Linked DNA regions of Mus musculus: region 2 is linked to region 1. A link is a loop called in an ENCODE intact Hi-C map of the cell type or tissue named here. Cell type or tissue: left cerebral cortex. All regions are shown on one strand. Links, peaks and the distances in the headings refer to the core of each region. The heading gives the core; the rest is flanking DNA. Region 1 has its middle 42 kb from the start of Runx2os3. Region 2 overlaps Runx2 (runt related transcription factor 2).

Evidence for each region. A loop is a pair of places that touch in the nucleus more often than their neighbours do. Peaks named below come from ENCODE experiments on the same cell type or tissue, not always from the same donor. Only the 100,000 strongest peaks of a DNase experiment are listed, where the experiment ranks them.
Region 2: a loop joins it to region 1, with 2.3 times the contacts of the local background. A loop is called at or near these places in 2 of 42 quality-filtered maps.

What each region holds. Positions count from the first base shown.
Region 1 is chr17:44,515,705-44,524,039 of GRCm38, forward strand. It overlaps a transcript of Runx2 not described here. Among named protein-coding and RNA genes, the nearest start is that of Runx2os3, 42 kb to the right of the region's middle. In left cerebral cortex, for the core only: a CTCF peak has its summit at 4,585; DNase peaks (open chromatin) are centred at 4,000, 4,266, 4,609, 5,169 and 4 more places; H3K27ac peaks cover 1,907 bases.
Region 2 is chr17:44,609,170-44,617,504 of GRCm38, forward strand. It overlaps Runx2 (runt related transcription factor 2), which reads right to left. Exons shown (of 7, transcript NM_001145920.2): 6 at 859-924. Among named protein-coding and RNA genes, the nearest start is that of Runx2os3, 51 kb to the left of the region's middle. In left cerebral cortex, for the core only: no CTCF peak of the experiment used is centred there; DNase peaks (open chromatin) are centred at 3,838 and 5,067; H3K4me3 peaks cover 699 bases; H3K27ac peaks cover 2,476 bases.

The DNA.
Region 1 (8,335 bases), core at 133-8,132:
CACCCATCCACGTTTGAAGCTTGTTCCTTGTCTTGATGACATTTTCCAAAAGTTGACCCGGAAAGATACCCACTTGATAATGCATCCACTCTAGCAGGGGTGTTCTTCCTCTGTCATTGGCACATGACCTTATCATCTACAAATGTGTTGGGTCACATCCATAGCTACCCTGGGACACACATAGGCTACATGCCATAAGTTGGAAAGACCTCCTAGGATATAGGATAACAACAGATACAGATGTTGCTTAAACCCAATTGGGCTACTTTGAAGTTTTAAATTTATGCTGAAAATGAATATGATGGTAGGTTTTTAAGTCTATAAAACATTTTTCACATAAGAAAAGAATATCCTATTCGGGATATTTGAAGCTATGAAAATAAGGGATCCGTGCCTAACCTTACAGGGATATATTTACTACGAGAAAGAAAGAGCGCACATCTGTGTTCCAGCCTGCATACTGGAGCCAGCACCCTGTTTTCTGGCCTTTTGAACCTGCAGCCATGTTGCTTGCCACATATCTCTCCCTTTGCCTGTCATCCCAGAAGCAGCCCCACAGGTCAAATCTCTGCTGGGCAGCAGGTGCTGTGGAGGTCACCCAAAGATTCTTTTGTAAAAAAAAATAAAAAAACAGAAAACAAAAATTTTCCACTGGGAGCAGGCAAGCTTCAGAGAAGGGCTCATAAAGCCCTGGGACTTCTGGCAAATGCCATTGGCTTCACATGTCCCCAGCTCATGGTGCATGACCCTGGTTTCCATTGGCATACAGCAAAGAGGCAGGGCTATATGCTGGTGGATCTTGGGCTCCCTGACGAAAACAGGACAGTACCAAGGCAGCAGGCTTGCCTGTGCATTCAACAAGCCCAGCTAGCTACAAGCCACAGAGAACTTTAGAGCCCAGATCTAAGAAGGGAAAAGAAAGGTAGCCAGGAGGGTGGATAATTCACATCAAGGACCCAAGAATGCTGTGACAGGCCCTGCATGCTGAGATCTCTGCGACGGAACCTACAGTTTCACTTATGGTTAGCAGAATGCACAGGGGGAGGGGCAGGCAGCCTCTGAGTATCATGAGATCCCATGATATCCAATGTTCGTTTATTTATTCCAGGTGTTAAACACACCACCCTGAGTCAGGGTTGGAGAGTTACTCAAAGACACTTGCGTTCAATCTTTCCAAAGCTCTTTAGGAAGAAGGCTATCTATCTCTCCATAAATACCACTCTATCTATTTATACTTCTCTTCACACCATGGCAAGTAAGGACTGTGTGGGCTCCACAGGCAGTCCTGGCTTTGCTCTGGCCAGCAAGCGGCCAGCAAGCTTTCTACCTGGATGGTCTGCTTTCCCAGCGGATGGATGGCTTTGAGCTCCAGAGGTAGCCGTGAGGAAAGGACAGAGAGCTTCAGCTTCATCCTAGCAGAACCAGCAATGGGGAGCGAGCTAAGGACCAACAGTAAAGGGCAATCAATAACGCGTCCTCCGGTGTCCTCAGGTCCCTTCACCTGAGAAACTATATTCCTTACTGGACTGGTGGAAAACCCGGGATTCATGCTCATGGCTGTGGTGGATGTGTGTGTGTGTGTGTGTGTGTGTGTGTGTGTGTGTGTGTGTGTGTGTGTGTGTGTGCAGACATGTGTGCACGTTTGTGCAGGCACACATGCATGCATATGTCACCATTCTGCACAACCATGACCATGTAAATTGTTACCAGCCAACCAGTGAAAAGTCTACGGGTTAAAGATGGCAGGGAGTAGTTTAAGACAACGCCTAGAAATGTGATGGCCTTACTGGTCTAATGCTGCAAATGTTTACTTTTAGATTTCTGGTTGTGTGCAGTCATCGGTTTATATAAGCCATTGGTGGTTAGGCATCCTTTAGCTTGCAGCTAGATACCCAGAAATTAGATGCACATATCTAATTTCTCTGTTCTCATAGGACACTGTATTTTCCTCTAAAGAGCATGGCTATAATTCATAAGAATCCAATTTGTGAGTGTGATGACCTGTCTATTTCTCCATCCTTGACTCCAGTTTTCAGTGCTAGGAGGCTAGGGAACCACATTTTCTGGTATTTCGCTGAATGCCCAGCTCCTAGTTCAGGGTCCAGCATGTGGCAGATGCTGTCAACGGTGGCTGATTGAAGCCTTGCACAGCATGCACTCCAAATACCGGCCACTCTGTTTCCTATTCCCAGGAGGAAGTCTGAAGTGGAAACTTCCGGGTTCTTTGGAAAGTTAGTCATCTCAAGTGATGTTTTTCTGGGACACACAGGTGAGAGGACACCTTATTAAGCAGACATGGGAAAGGATGTTTTCATGAAGCAGATATGGGTGAAAGGATGTTTTGATATAGCAAACACGTGAAAGGACCTGTGATGAAGGAGGATAAACTTGACCCACTGACAATGGGAGACAGCAGTGAGCATTGGTTTGGTTTGCTCCGCCACGCTATTCTTTGCTAACGACAAGCATGTATTGGTTCGCCTTACACAGTATTGTTGAGTTCAACTTGTGGTGACGATGCCATTGAGAGAAATTCGCCCAAGAACTGCTCGTGAGGTTCTTGAGATTCTTGCCACTTCTCTGGCCTCACCTCAGGCCAGTTGGCACTTGTGTCTGGGATGTGCCTACCGAAAGGACTGGACTGCAGCTGCTGGTTCATGTCTGTTGTCTGCCTCCTGAGAGGACTGGACTGGAGTTGATAGTTCATGTGTAGTATCTGCCTGCCTAGAGGTCTGGTCTGCAGCTGCTGAGTCATATTTAGTGTTTGCTACAGGACTGAACTGCTGAGAATGAAGATGGAGCTTGCCCCAAAGAACTATTGCTGAACAGGTCCACTTCCCCCACATCCTAATAACTTTTCTTTTCTGCTTCCTCTATAAGAGGGGAGGTTGAACCCTTATTACAAGTAGGTTTCAAAAACTTCATGCCTACATACTACTGTGGTGATGTCCCATAGAAGAAAGCTCTGCTAACATGGAAAGACACACACACACACACATACACACACACACTCCTTCAACACTTCAGACTTCCCATGAGAACAGTGCCCAACACAGACTTCTTAGCAGGTACTGCTGAGTAAAGGCAGACTAGACAGACTCTGAAACATATCTGAAGTTGAGGGTACTCTAATCTCTGACAGTCAGGGGATCCCTCCCAGTGCTGAGGGCCTGTGACCCCTGGGCACTGGATTGTGCTTCAGAAAAATGGAAATATTTGATGCTTTCCTTTTCTGGTGTTTTTGTTTTGTTTTGTTTTGTTTTGGCTATATGTATAGGTGCCTAGGCTTATCCATCTGTGTGCCAGTGCATACATGTGTGTCTGTGTGCATGCACACATGTGCCTGTATCTATGGAGGATACTATCCCAGGTGTCATTCCTCTTGGCTTCCCATCTACTTTATTTCATTTGGTTTTGTGAGTATTTCTGGAACCTTCTGTTCACTGCTTAGGCTAGGCTGACTGGCCAGGGAGCCTTACTCTTCTTCCCAAGTGCTGGGACGGTTAGCCTGCACCACCCTGTGTTTTATGAGGGTTCTGGGCACTGAACTCTGACCCTCATGCTTGTAAGACAAGCACTTCACCTTCCAAACTACTCTGTAGCCACCACAAGATAGTTTCTTTGTGTATATGTGTGTCCCTGTGTGTGCATGCGTGTGCATGCATGTACACAGGTATAGATGCCTGGGAAGGCCAGAGGCACCAGATCCCTCTGGAAATGGAGTTACAAACAGCTGTGAGCAGCCATGTGTGGATTCTTGGAACTGAACCCCTGCCCTCTGAAAGAGCGGTGTGGGCTTTTAACTGCTGAACCATCTCTCCAACAGGAAGAATGCTTTCTTAGTTTAAAAAAAAAAATTCTTCAACCTCTTTTTTTTTTTTTTTGCTGGACTATGTTACCACTTCCAGCTTCAGCTGGAACTAGCAACTCAAAACCAGTCCCAGAAAAGTTAAGAGAGAAGAATTCAATCGCACCACCCACAAGGGAAGCAGAGTTTACAAAACAGTTTCCCCAGAGCTGGCTGTGAACACAGTAGGGAGGGTGGTCTCCCCTCCATCCCTGTCCCTGAAGCTCCTGTGCCAGAGTGTGTCTATTACCTGTTCCCCTTCTGCAAAATGTCAGCGTACAAACTCCTGGAGAGGAGCCATGGGCAATTTGGAGACAGGCTCTCCCACGTAGGGCAGAAAGGTCCCAAGTCTCAACTTTCTGTCTCCATTCATATTGTAGCTCCCAAAAGGAGGGAGACTGGCTCCTGGGAAGCCATAAAGCAGAATGGTCAGGAACCAGGATTCCAGATGCAAGAAGCCTGCCACCTCTTAGTTATATAACCTCTCGCCTCATCTTCAGCCTTAAAAACAACAACAACAACAACAAACCCTCACTTTTTGCTGGGGTATGGCTGAGAAAGGCATAACTCATGTGAAATACAGAATATAGACTTGTCACTTGGCTAAATAAATAAATAAAATAGTAAACCTCAGCCAGAATCCTGCTAACCCATGAAACCATGCCTCAGGAGGTGACTGATCACGAGGCTTTTTCTCCTGGTTGGTGGTTCCCACCTCCTGCCGCTAGATGCTCTGTTGTGTGCACGTGCATATGCGCAAGCCTGTGCCTCTTCCACAGTGCCCCCCTCCTCTTCTGCCTATTTTCATCATCTGAACACCAGGGATAACAAGTTCTACACGATCATTATAAGGTTTACAAATTCAATATTTGGAAAGTGCTGGGCACATACCAGACACTCAAACCATACTTAATGTTGCTATTAATACATTATCCTTCAAGATCCAAGTTATCATATGCACAAGTTAACCAGAGAGGGTTGGAGAAGGAAAGTCAGCAGTAGCAAGGGCCCTCCCCACCCCACGCCCACCCCTGCCTCTTTTCTCTTCTTTAGGCTGAAGTGCAACTTGGCAATTGGCTGGGGTCTGGAAAGGGAGCTGGCCAGCCACCCAGAGCGCTGCAGCGTCCAGTTACCACCCAAGCCTGCTTTCCAGCTGAATCCTGCTGGGCAGAGGACAGTGATGCCAGGCACATCACTGGCACCACCACAGGAGCAAGGAAGAATGTGCTGCAGCCACAAACACACACAAAGAGTTGGATCAAAATGGAGTCCCCGGATGAGACCACCAAGCGTATATGTTTTAGAAGGCTTGCCTTTCTCTCTGTGTCCCTGCCCAAGTGTCTGTGTCTTGCTGGCAGTGTTCAAGTCTCCTGAAAATAGAGGTTTATTATGGAAATGCTGACAGATCCTTAAATAGAGCATGGTATTTGCAACTCTGTAATTATGCCTTCATTGAAAAGCTCCAAAGAAAACATGATTTCCTTGCGCAAATAAATCAGGCAGAGCTTTAAAGGCCCAGATTTAAATCATTTGACCTATAAAGAACCATCATAGATAGGTAGATTGCAAATAATAATAGTGCCCCCCCTTTTTTTGAAAGTCTAGGCCTATACCAGAGAAATGTCTACAGACTCCCGTGATGTTTTGTAAAATTGGACCCACCTCTCACTACCATGCTCCTGTGGGAATAGGCATAGAATTAGCATGGCTACAGCATGGATGGCTACAGTAATTTGATGAGCTTGGAAACTGTCCTTGTAAAAATAAATAAGAGATATGTATCTCCACCTACTTACTCCCAGCACGAGAATATCTCTTAGATATTCACCCCACCTCACCTCTCTCTACCTCTCCACCCCACCCCTCGTTCTCTCTCTCTCTCTCTCTCTCTCTCTCTCTCTCTCTCTCTCTCTCCTGTATCTGTTCTGTATCCAAGACACGATCTGAGGCTAGATCCATAAATAACCACTTCAAGATGACACAGTGTCACAGGCAAGCCCATCAGCAACAGCCATGCCCTCCCCTGGTACAAAAGAAGCGGCAGGCACCGATCTCTGTCTTCACAGTCTCTCGTTGAAGAAGTAAAGCCACCAATCCTTTAGGATCCCATCTTGAGCTGCTTCATGTGGCGAACATTCACCATGGCTTTGCAGCTTGGCGCAAGGAGCTTACAGTCCTTGTGGCCTCCCCTAGGATAGACAAAAGTCATCCTTCACCTCTGTCACAACTCCCAGAGTGACTAGAGGAGTTACTCTGAACAGTGGACCCTACCTCTACCCATAAACCTCCACCTCCACCTCGATCTGCATCCAGATTGTGGTTTATAATTTCAAACATCTATTGATAGTTCCAGTTGTTAAATGACAGGTTTTATTTGGGAAATGCTCAAAACCAAAACTGGTCATATGGAGCCTGTCGCAATTTTTCTGAGTGGCAAATTTAAGTCTACACACAACTAGAAAAAAACCCATACCTATAAAGTATCAGGGTTGTCTGACCCTAGATTTCTAAACTACAAAACTCTACCTAGACTTACACTTATATAATTGCATGTATTTATTTGTGTTGGGGGGATCCATGACCGCTGGCATGCAGCGGTCAGAGAATAACTTGAAGAAGTCCGTTGTCTCTCCTTTTCCAATGTGAGTTCTGTCAATTGACCTTGGCTCTTCAGGCTTAGTAACAACTGCTTTGCCTGGTGAGCCATCTTGCCAGTCTGCCCCATCTCTTCATGGGGGTGCCGTTCACATTTGAATTACAAGTGAGAGATTAAATAGTGCTGCTTCCAGTCTATCCAGACCACACTACATCTTCGAGAATTGGGTGACAGTTACCTAAATTCATATATAACTCACACAAACCCCCGCGCCCATGGCCAAAACTTGACACAGTGCTGTCTAAAGAATAACTACCAGCTGGGAAGGGGCTCAGTTAGCAACACGTTTGTCAGTTTCCTATGAAGCCCTTAGTGAGATCCCTTACAGAGCAAAAACCAGACTGGCTAGCGCACGCCTACAATCCCAGCACTCAAGAAAAGGTAGCAGGTTTCAGACTTCAAGAGAAGAGTCATCTCTAGCTACATAGCAAGTTTGAGCTTAATCTGGGATACCTGAGGACCCCACACACAAACACACATATGAAAACCAACAATAAAAAGGATCAAATCATGCAGCTAACTGAAAATAAACACACTCGAAAGCAATTTAAGACTTTTATTTTTCTTTTCAAGAAGCACCCAGTTGGGGGCAGAGGGTACGTTTGAAATTTACTGTACCCTGAATTAAGTCTCCTACTTAGCCCACATGCTAAGGTCTCTCCCCATGCCCTGCCACATGACTGTCTTTAGAAGAAATGGAGGTTAAGTGGGGTGACCAGGGTCATCAGGGTTGAATCCTCATTAAGAATGACTGATGTCCTTGTAGACTGAGAGTCACTAGAAATGCCTACACAAAGGAAAACAGCTTTGGGAGCCTGGCCAGAGGCGGCTTCCCCAAGCCAGAGAGAAAGGCCTCGGGAGAGATTGACCCTGCCAACAACTTGATCTGAGATCCCAGCATCCCCAGCTCTGAGAAAATAAATCTGTTGTCAAGTCACCCTGTCTATGCTATTTTGCTACAATTCCTCTAACAGATGAATTCAACCTCCCTGGCAATGGTCCCAAAATCTATTTACTCCTCTCGGTGGCTCTCAGCCCCACCCGAATGTCTGTCTTCTTGCCTGCTTCCAAGTATCTCTACCTGTAGGCTCGGCTCTCTCCTATGTTGACTGACAGGGCCTCTCTGGCTACTTGAAATATTTGTCTTCCCCTGTCTCTTTGTCATCTTACCATAACCAAGCCAAAATCCTAAGGGAAGGGTGCACAGAGAGATGCTATCTACCAGCATACGCCAGTCACAATCTGTTGCCCTTGAGACCTACTTCAAAGATACGGAACCAAGAAAGAGAGAAGCATTCAGGCAGAAAAGAATAAACCAGCAGTGTTTTCAGAGGGACAGCACGGACCAATCATTTCTTGTCATTTAAAAGAGGAAAAGAAAGGGCTCAGGAGATGGCCTAACCCTTAAAGCAAGCCTGAGGACCTGGGTTTGAACCTCTAAAAACACCCATAAAACACCAGGCATGGTGGTGTACACTTGTACTCCCAGAGCTGGGAAGGCAGACACAGGCAGAGTCCCTAGAGCCAGCAAGCTCCAGGCCAATGAGAGACTTTGTTTAGAAACACAAGATGGACGATTTGATGCCTGTGGAACAACACCCAAGATTGACTTCTGGTCCTTGTAGAACTTGATCTTGGATTCCAGTATCCAGAAATCTGGATATGTGTGCATATACCACCACCACACCACCACCACAACCATCACCACCATCACCACCACCACCACCACCACCATCACACATCCAAATGAAGTATTTATCACAATGACAAAGGTGGCCAACATCTTTGACATCCTGTCCACCTATTCAGAAATGGGTGTGAAGGGAAATAGA
Region 2 (8,335 bases), core at 80-8,079, 93 kb after region 1:
TGACATAGGACCTGATTTAGGCCAGATACCCATAGCAACTTTGTTTAAGGGCTGATGCCTAGGGGAGACTGAGCTGGGAGATGCTCCCTGCTGGGTCCCTGTCCCTGCAGTGTGAGCTCTGGAGCCTTCAAAGATTAGAGGCAGAGATGGCTGCTCCACTAGCACTTCCACAAGCTATCAGCGGCTCCTTGGGAGCTACTTCTGCTGTCTAACTCCCGAAAGAGTGGCTAGAGACTTTGCCCGTAGAAACTAGTTTTCTGAAATGGATAAAACTCATAAGCTGTGATCTTGGGGTTCGCTATAATTTTCTAGAGTCGGCAGAATTACAACAAGCCCTTTTGGTACATCACTATTTCCGTGCTAAGTTTGTGGTGTCTTCTAAAGTCCCCCTCGCTGATTGGCTTGGAGTCTTCCGTCTGCCTTTGCTACAGGTTTTAGCTGTAAGAGAAAATGCTGGGCAAATCTTGAAGACCATAATTGTCCCTCGGCCTGATTTGTACTCAACACAGCTCGCTATGTGTCTTCAAAGGGTCTGTCAGAGGGTGGTAGTGTTTGTTAAAATGCACATTGCTTGTGATCTTCACCGTACGCTGGGATTTCAGTGTGTGAAATGCATTTGTCATACACAGTGACTGCTTAAAAGCAATGTAAGAGTTAATAAAACCTTCTGTCTCACAAACCAGAAGACAGTAGCCATAAGACAGTCCAGCCCAGCCCAGCCCAGCCCAGCCCTGCCCAGCCCTGCCCTGCCCAGCCCAGCCCAGCCCTGCCCAGCCCTGCCCAGCCCAGCCCAGCCCTGCCCCGCCCAGCCCAGCCCAGCCCAGCCCAGCCCAGCCCAGCAATTGTGAAAAGTCTCACCTGCCTGGCTCTTCTTACTGAGAGAGGAAGGCCAGAGGCAGAAGTCAGAGGTGGCAGTGTCATCATCTGGAAAATGAGGGGACGAACTCTAAGTTCCCTTCCAGCTCTAGGACTGGCATCTGGTCTACATCATTAATTCCAAGGCAGGAGGAGAAACAAGGGCCTTGGGGGTGGTGGGGGTGGGGGGGTCCCATCCCTCACTAGTGCCTTCCCAGGATCCCCAGGCCCATTTGCAGAAGGTGGACAGCAAATGAGCCGCCTCCAACACCAGAAGCAAACACTTTCAAGATGACAGACTAAAACGCATGCAGCCAGGCACTCTGTAGTCTGCTTCTTATAAACCCCCTTTCCTTCCTTGACTGGCCTCTCCCTCACCCGTCCCATCCCCCTAAATGAAATTCTGACAAGCTCAAGTTTTAGAAGGTGGAAATAATAATGAGACAGTGGCAGACTCAGACATAGGAGCAGATGAGAGTACCCACCTCCCTTCCCTGTGTTTATAGGCTGCCTCAAACAAGACCCCAAGCAGAGGCCACAGGTGGTCCTCAGCAGCCCTCTTGCCCCACAGCATCTAGGTGACCTAATAGATATAGGCAGGCCCCTTCCATGTGCATTAAGTTCAATACCCAGGGCGTGTGAAGAAAGCCAGAATAGCCGGGGTAATTTAAAACGGAAAGAAGTCACACTTGGAACATCAACATTCACCCTTCCAGGAAGCACAGACTTCACACACAGATAGACACGTTGCTTTTTTTTTTTTTAAGGCTTCTAACGTGTATTTATTTTCCCTTAAAACTATGTTTTAAGAATAATTAACATTCCATATGGTTTCACTTATTTTGATGCAGAAATCTCATTAAAAGTCTTTATGAGAGGACCCTGCTAGTAAACTCTGATATGGCTTTGTACTTCTTACCACACACCTCTGTTTTAGCTGCTACATTTTGCTGATGTTTTGATTACTCAGCGGAATATGCCAAGATCGTTATAGCTTTGGGGTTGAGAAACGTTACCTAACACAAACTGATGGTCATTTTTCAGTGAAAGAGCTCTGGTTGGGTTCGTTTATCTCAATGGAAACAAGGGGATACGTGTCACTTCCAGTCATTTGAGACTGTGATGTGTTGAGGATCAACTTCTTAAATGACTGAACTAAAGTAGATCTGAAAGGGATTATAAGAGACTTTTGTAATCGATGGACATCCGCATTTTCTGGAATTTGCTCAGTCATTTTAGGCTAACGAGCATTATTTCTGAAGTAGACTGCAGTGTATTTAGGCACAAAGAAATAATGAGAGATTGTCATGTGTGGTGGGCAGGTGGGGGGTGGATCCTAATAGAAACCTGTTTGTTTATAATCATTGTTTCAGAAGAGCGAAATGCAGCTACGTTTTCTCTCCCTGAACGGGTCTTCATGTGAACCTGTAATCGGGCTGTAAAAAAGCTGCAGTGTGTCAGACCTCCTCCTGTTTGGATGTTATTGACAATGACACTATTCCTTTCTGTTACAGCCACAACACTTTAAAAAAAAAAAAAAAAAAAAAGAACCGATACTGAATTGTCTATGGAAAATGTCAATCCGACTTGTTAAAAAAAAATACCCATAAGATAAAACCCCAGGAGAGTTCTAGAGGTGCTTGTATGCCATCTACTTTGTATATGCAAATGCACCTCTATCTACTTTGTATATGCAAAAGTACCTCCATCTAATTTGTATATGCAAATATGCCTCTGTCTAATTTGTATATGCAAATCCACCCCAACCTCACCCACACCCATACCCAGCTCCAAAGACAAGCCTGTAATCTCAGGGCAACCCAAAGCCATCCTAAAGCTCCTAGCTACTGAATAAGTCAAGCCAAGGCCATTCTCTTTGCTGTTGCCCATGGATGATCTTGTCCCCGTACAAGGTACGTTAAACTGTGCTGAAAAAATGGAAGCTGCCAGGAAATAGAGGGTTCAACCATCCACGTGAGATCTTCTGGTTCTAATGCTTTTAAAATTAACCTGTTATGGGAGGACATGACCTGTAATCCCAGGACCAAGGGGATTAAGATAGGACTATGGCATCTTCAAGACCAACCTCTAAGACATGGTGAGCTCCAGGCTAGTTGGGGCTTCTGGGCTAAGATCCCTATCTCAAAACAAAATCAAAGTTTCAAAATGGCATCTGGCTGTGCCTGGGGGCTGGCGGGAGTTAGTGAAACCCCAAGAGGATGCTAGTTTGACTCAACATGGAGACAAGAGTGACGCTGTACAGTAAATTTGAAAAACCATGACAGGGAGAGGACTGTGACACTTTGGTGAATTTTTGGATAAATTAAAAATGACTACCACAAAACTGTGTACTTATCACGCTTTCTGCTATGTCCCCTGATTTCCCATGGACCTCCCTCTGCTGGTCAGGCACTGATGGGAGATTCTAATGGACTGTCATCTAATCTACATTTGACAACTAGGGAGGCTGAAGCCCAGAGGAGAGCCATGCACACAGTGAAGGAGGTAGAGCCAGTATGCAGCCACCCTTTGGTTTCTAGGAGAGGACAGGCAGTCTGCATTATCCTTTACCCTCAGAATATGATTGAACTCACCACATCCTCCTCCCATTCTTCTCACTAGATCTGTCTAAATGGAAAGGACTTACGTAGACTCTTTTGGTATCTCAGTGTCACCCCAGTGATAATTACTAGTTTGGGGGAACCCTCTTAACCTCCACTTTGGCGACACTGTCGATCTAATCTGATAAAACAGTTAGCAACCAGTTTCAGTTGCTCAGGGTACAAGAAGGATGGGGGTCGGGGTCAAGGGGTCAAGGTCAAGAGCTCCGTTCTCCTGGCTTCCTACAGATGTGCTTCATTCCAAAGCTGCAGTCTCCAGTCCCAGCCACAGCTGGACAGCTTGCAAACAAATGTAGCTGCCATAAGGAAGAACTGAAAGAGCCTTGCTCGGGAAGCAGTAGTAGCAGCAGCAGCAGCCGCCTCTCGAGCTCTGAGACATACTGGGAAGAATACATTAATAAAATGCCCGTGAGGTCCAAATTAAAACAAAGCCAATGTTAAAAGTAAGGACACTCTGCCTCTCTCCCTGCAAGGTCTGTAAGAGGAAAGGGGCCAGACAGACTCTCTACCTAGTCGGGTTTCTGGGAGTCTTCAGAGAAGGGGGGAAGTATGTGAGCCCAGGCAAGGGGGATACAAGTGAGCCTCTGGCTCTTCAAGCTTCCAATCCTTACCGTAGGTCTTTCATTCACTGCTACTTACCCTGAATCATGTCTGTCTCCCAATTAAAGACAGCTGTTGAAGGCATAGATCTCTCATCAGAGCTTGCTAATGGGAATAATCAGACTTTCTTTCTTTTTTAATAAAAAGGTATTTAATTTATTCCTCTCTCTCTCTCTCTGTGTGTGTGTGTGTGTGTGTGTGTGTGTGTGTGTGTGTGACTGTGTGTCTGTGTGTGTCTGTATATTCTATACATGTATGGGTACCCATAAAGGCAGAAAGGATTAGCATGGAACCATCTCTCTGGTCCCTCTCCCCTTTTTGGACTACAGGGGATGGAACCTACAATCTCAGGCATGCTAGACTACCTTGTGAGCTCCAGCCCACTGCTAATAATCTGCATTTCCAAGCCCTATCTTTAATCTGCCCTATCTTTAAGACACCGTTATCATTTAGGATACCTTTACTAAACAATGGTTGCCTGACCACAGGCAAGGAGGTCTTTATAACAAAAGGAACCTGGAATGTAAGGATAATGGAGGAAGTACTTGTCTGTAAAGGGCACCGGCTGGGGAACTGGGCACGGTTAGCTTCCCCACCAAATACTTAGTAGAATGACCCAGCAGGAGGAGGCAGGGGCTGAAGAAATGCAGAGCCTTGAGTCTAGCTGAACCTACACTGGCACACCCAGAGCCCATGCTTGCCTGTGAGGACATCACTGCTCAGCACGAAAAGCCAGCAGATCTGGCAGCGAGGCGTTAACTTCAGCGCTATGTTAGGTCTGGCTACACGGCAAATCTCAAATAAAGCTCATGAACTTTTTTTTATTATTATTATTAGCGTGAGACATCCTTCCTGGGAACACAGACCACACAAGACCTACTCGGGGCTGCTGTCTTCTGGTAGTGCGCAGGCTTCTTCCGCTTCAACGCTTTGGCTGCCTCATTCCAACTGCCTGCTTACATAATAGCCTCCTATTTCAGTTCCCTTCCAACAGCGCTCATTTCCTACGCCACTGGTCTGAGCCCTTGCTGGAGACTGGGCTGACTTATTATTATTAGCTGTTTCTTGGTCTGCTCGCTCCAACTAGAGTCAGCTTTGCAAGACGGAGGATTTACTTTCCTCTTACATCCCTCCCAGAACCCGATGCAACTGTAAGGGCTTCGAATGCGAAAAATATGTGGGCGGTTGGAGGAAAAAAAAAAAAAAACAAAGCAAGTAAATGAATGAACGTAAGCATCATCAGCAAGGCATCTCAGTGACAGGGCCCGGGGGCCACAACACAGACACAGCACAGGCATCAGGAGCGCCGGGGGAGCTGGGGAGATGGCTCAGCAGTTAAAGCATTCGCTGTAACTCCAGTCCAAGGGGATCAGATACACCCTGGCCTTAAGGGCACCTGTGCAGATATAATATAATGCATACAAACTCACCCCATAGTCATGCGATTTACATATAAATGGAATTAATAAAGACTTCCCTTTTTTAAAAAACAAAACAAAACAAAAAAACAAAACAAAACAAAAGTGCAGGTGGCTCAGGTCTGTTGTCTCAGGACTCCAGAGGCTGAGGCATACAGATCACTATGCGATTAGGTCCAGAGGAGACAACATAGTGAATTTGAGGCCAGCTTAGGTTGGCTACATAGGAAGATGTCTTAACAACAAAAGTCAAATACTGTAGAAAAAGATGCATTAAGCAATGTTGACATGAAATCTAAAGTGTAGGTTGAGTACACTGCACACCTAAGTCCGTGCTAAATGCTCTTTTTAATGGGCACAAAGATGTTCTCAGCCCTCAGCAAGTCACCTGACCTCAGACTTCAGAGCACCCATCCAGCAACATCTGCCACTAAGAAACAGATGTCCCTGTTTTATTAGCATCCTGTCCCTTCCTTCCTGACACCCACTCTACCTAAGAGCCAGTGAGCACTGGCAAGACCTTGGGGAAGAGATGAACAGGGAAGTGGGGAGAAGCAGAGCAGACGTGTGCCCTTCCACACAGCTGGTACACTTGTCCCTGCCCAAGAGCCTGCGGCATCACTGCCATTAAAGTCATGGGGTTTCTTTGGAGTCAGTAAGGTAATGGGGGAGTAAACTTGAATCTCTCTGAACATCTGCACTTGTATGAACAGCCAGCATTTCAGAGTCATTGATCATCATTAATGGGGCTGGGATGTAGCGCCACGGTACAAGCACTTGCCTAGCTTGCAAAAAGACCCCACCTTCCATAGCTAAAACTGGAAGAAGAGGAAAGGAAAGAAGAGCTAAAGAGAATGAAACATAGATAATTTTGACAGTTAAGACACAAGAGTCTATGAGTCCATGAGGGTCAGGGACAACAGGGACTCCAAAGTGTCCTCCGGTCACAGACCCAACATCTCCCCTCTCCATCCCCTTCCCCTCTCCTCTGCCACCTGATAAGACAGAAAGTGGTGGTGGGAAGGGCACCTGATGAGACTCAGCAGGGCTACTGTGCTAAGGTGGGACGACAAGGAACCTTTGTATGCATGCACAGTTGGTTTCTACATAGCCTGTCCTGTTCCTCCGGATGTGGATGCTTCCTGTGGATGGTCACAAACTTGGGGCTCTCGGCTAAGTTTGACTGTGGCTACCCCACACAGGGTTCCCAGAGCAAGGAAAGCAAGCACCAACTGAAGAACTCATGACCACGAGCAGAACGCCCACCTCCCATGGTGTATAAATCTGTACTACTTCCTTATCATGCATACCTGGGATATTTGTGTCCATAAATACTACCAAGCCATTTAAATGAAAACATGGACATTGGCATTAATGTTGTTTTTAGATAGATATTTTTACTTCGTAATTTTAAAAAGAGCAGATTAACATAGCCATAGTGGAAATCAGTTTGGAGGCTTCTTTAAAAAACAAGCAAAACAAAACTCCTAAAAACAGAACAACCATATGACCCAACTACTTTTCTCTCCCCTTGGTGTATACCCAGAGAATTCCATATCTTGCTATACTCCGTGTTAATTGTTGCCTTATTCACTAGAGGAGAGAGCTGGAATCAACCTTAGTTGTCCCTCCACAAGTGACTGGATAATGAAAATCGGATATATATGAAATGTAGATAGATATAGATATCACATTTAATATATATAGGAATACTACTTAACATATATAGAATAATATATATACATACACACACATTTTTATATATTACATAATGGAATACTACTTAGCTCTAAAAAGTGAAATTTAAAATTTGCAAGAAAATGGATGAGATGCATATTATTAAGTAAGATCACATGATCTCAAAAAAGAAACTGCATTTTCAGTCTCTCACAAGTGGGATATGGCCAATAATATATGTATATATGGAAACAAATGTGCACATGGCTACAGGAAACATGGAGAAACAGGACAAGGTAAATATACAGGGGAGCAGGAAGGGCAGATGCAGATAATGCACATGAGTTAGAAGAGAGAATACAAAGCTGGTTGTTTTTCTAAGTCGAACTCTATCCTGGGTGTTTGTCTGTCTGGTTGGTTGGTTTGGTATTTTTGATGGTAGATAAGTGCATAAAATAGATCCAATAATAAAAGTGTAAAACCTAATTCACAGCTTCCATTCTGAACGCCAATTCTCACTGTATAAAAGCTCACTGGGTTGTATAGACCCTGGCTCTGGTTAATCTTGGTATGTGAGGTTTTTACTTATTTGCAAAGTTTTTTATAATAAGGTTTACTTTAAAACATTATTTTGTTAACTTGGAAGAACATATTAAGAAAATGAACTCTCTTGTGTTGTGTGTGTTGTGTGTCTTGTCTCTCTCTTGTGTGTCTCTTGTGTTTGTCTCCTTTCCCTTCCCCTCCTTTCTCTCGTGTATGTGTGTGTGTGTCAGTGTAGGGGTGTGTGTGTCAGTGTATGTATGTGTGTGTCAGTGTGTGTCAGTGTATGTATGTGTGTGTGTGTCAGTGTGTGTGTGTGTCAGTGTGTGTGTGTCAGTGTGTGTGTGTCAGTGTGTATCAGGGTATGTGTGTGTGAGTGTGTGTGTCAGTGTGTATGTATATGCATGTTTACAAGCAGAGCCCAGAGATTTTCAGTGTCTTTTTCAATCACCTTATGTTTTTGAGACAGAGTCTCTCTCTAAACAGGGAGCTTATCAATTCGGCTGGGTTGGCGGAGGGATCCACCGGTTTGTATCCCCCCACCCCCCAGCTGACTTTTCTTTGGGTGCTTAAGATCTGAACCCACATCCTCATGCTTCAAAGGCAGGATTTTTCCAAGTGACT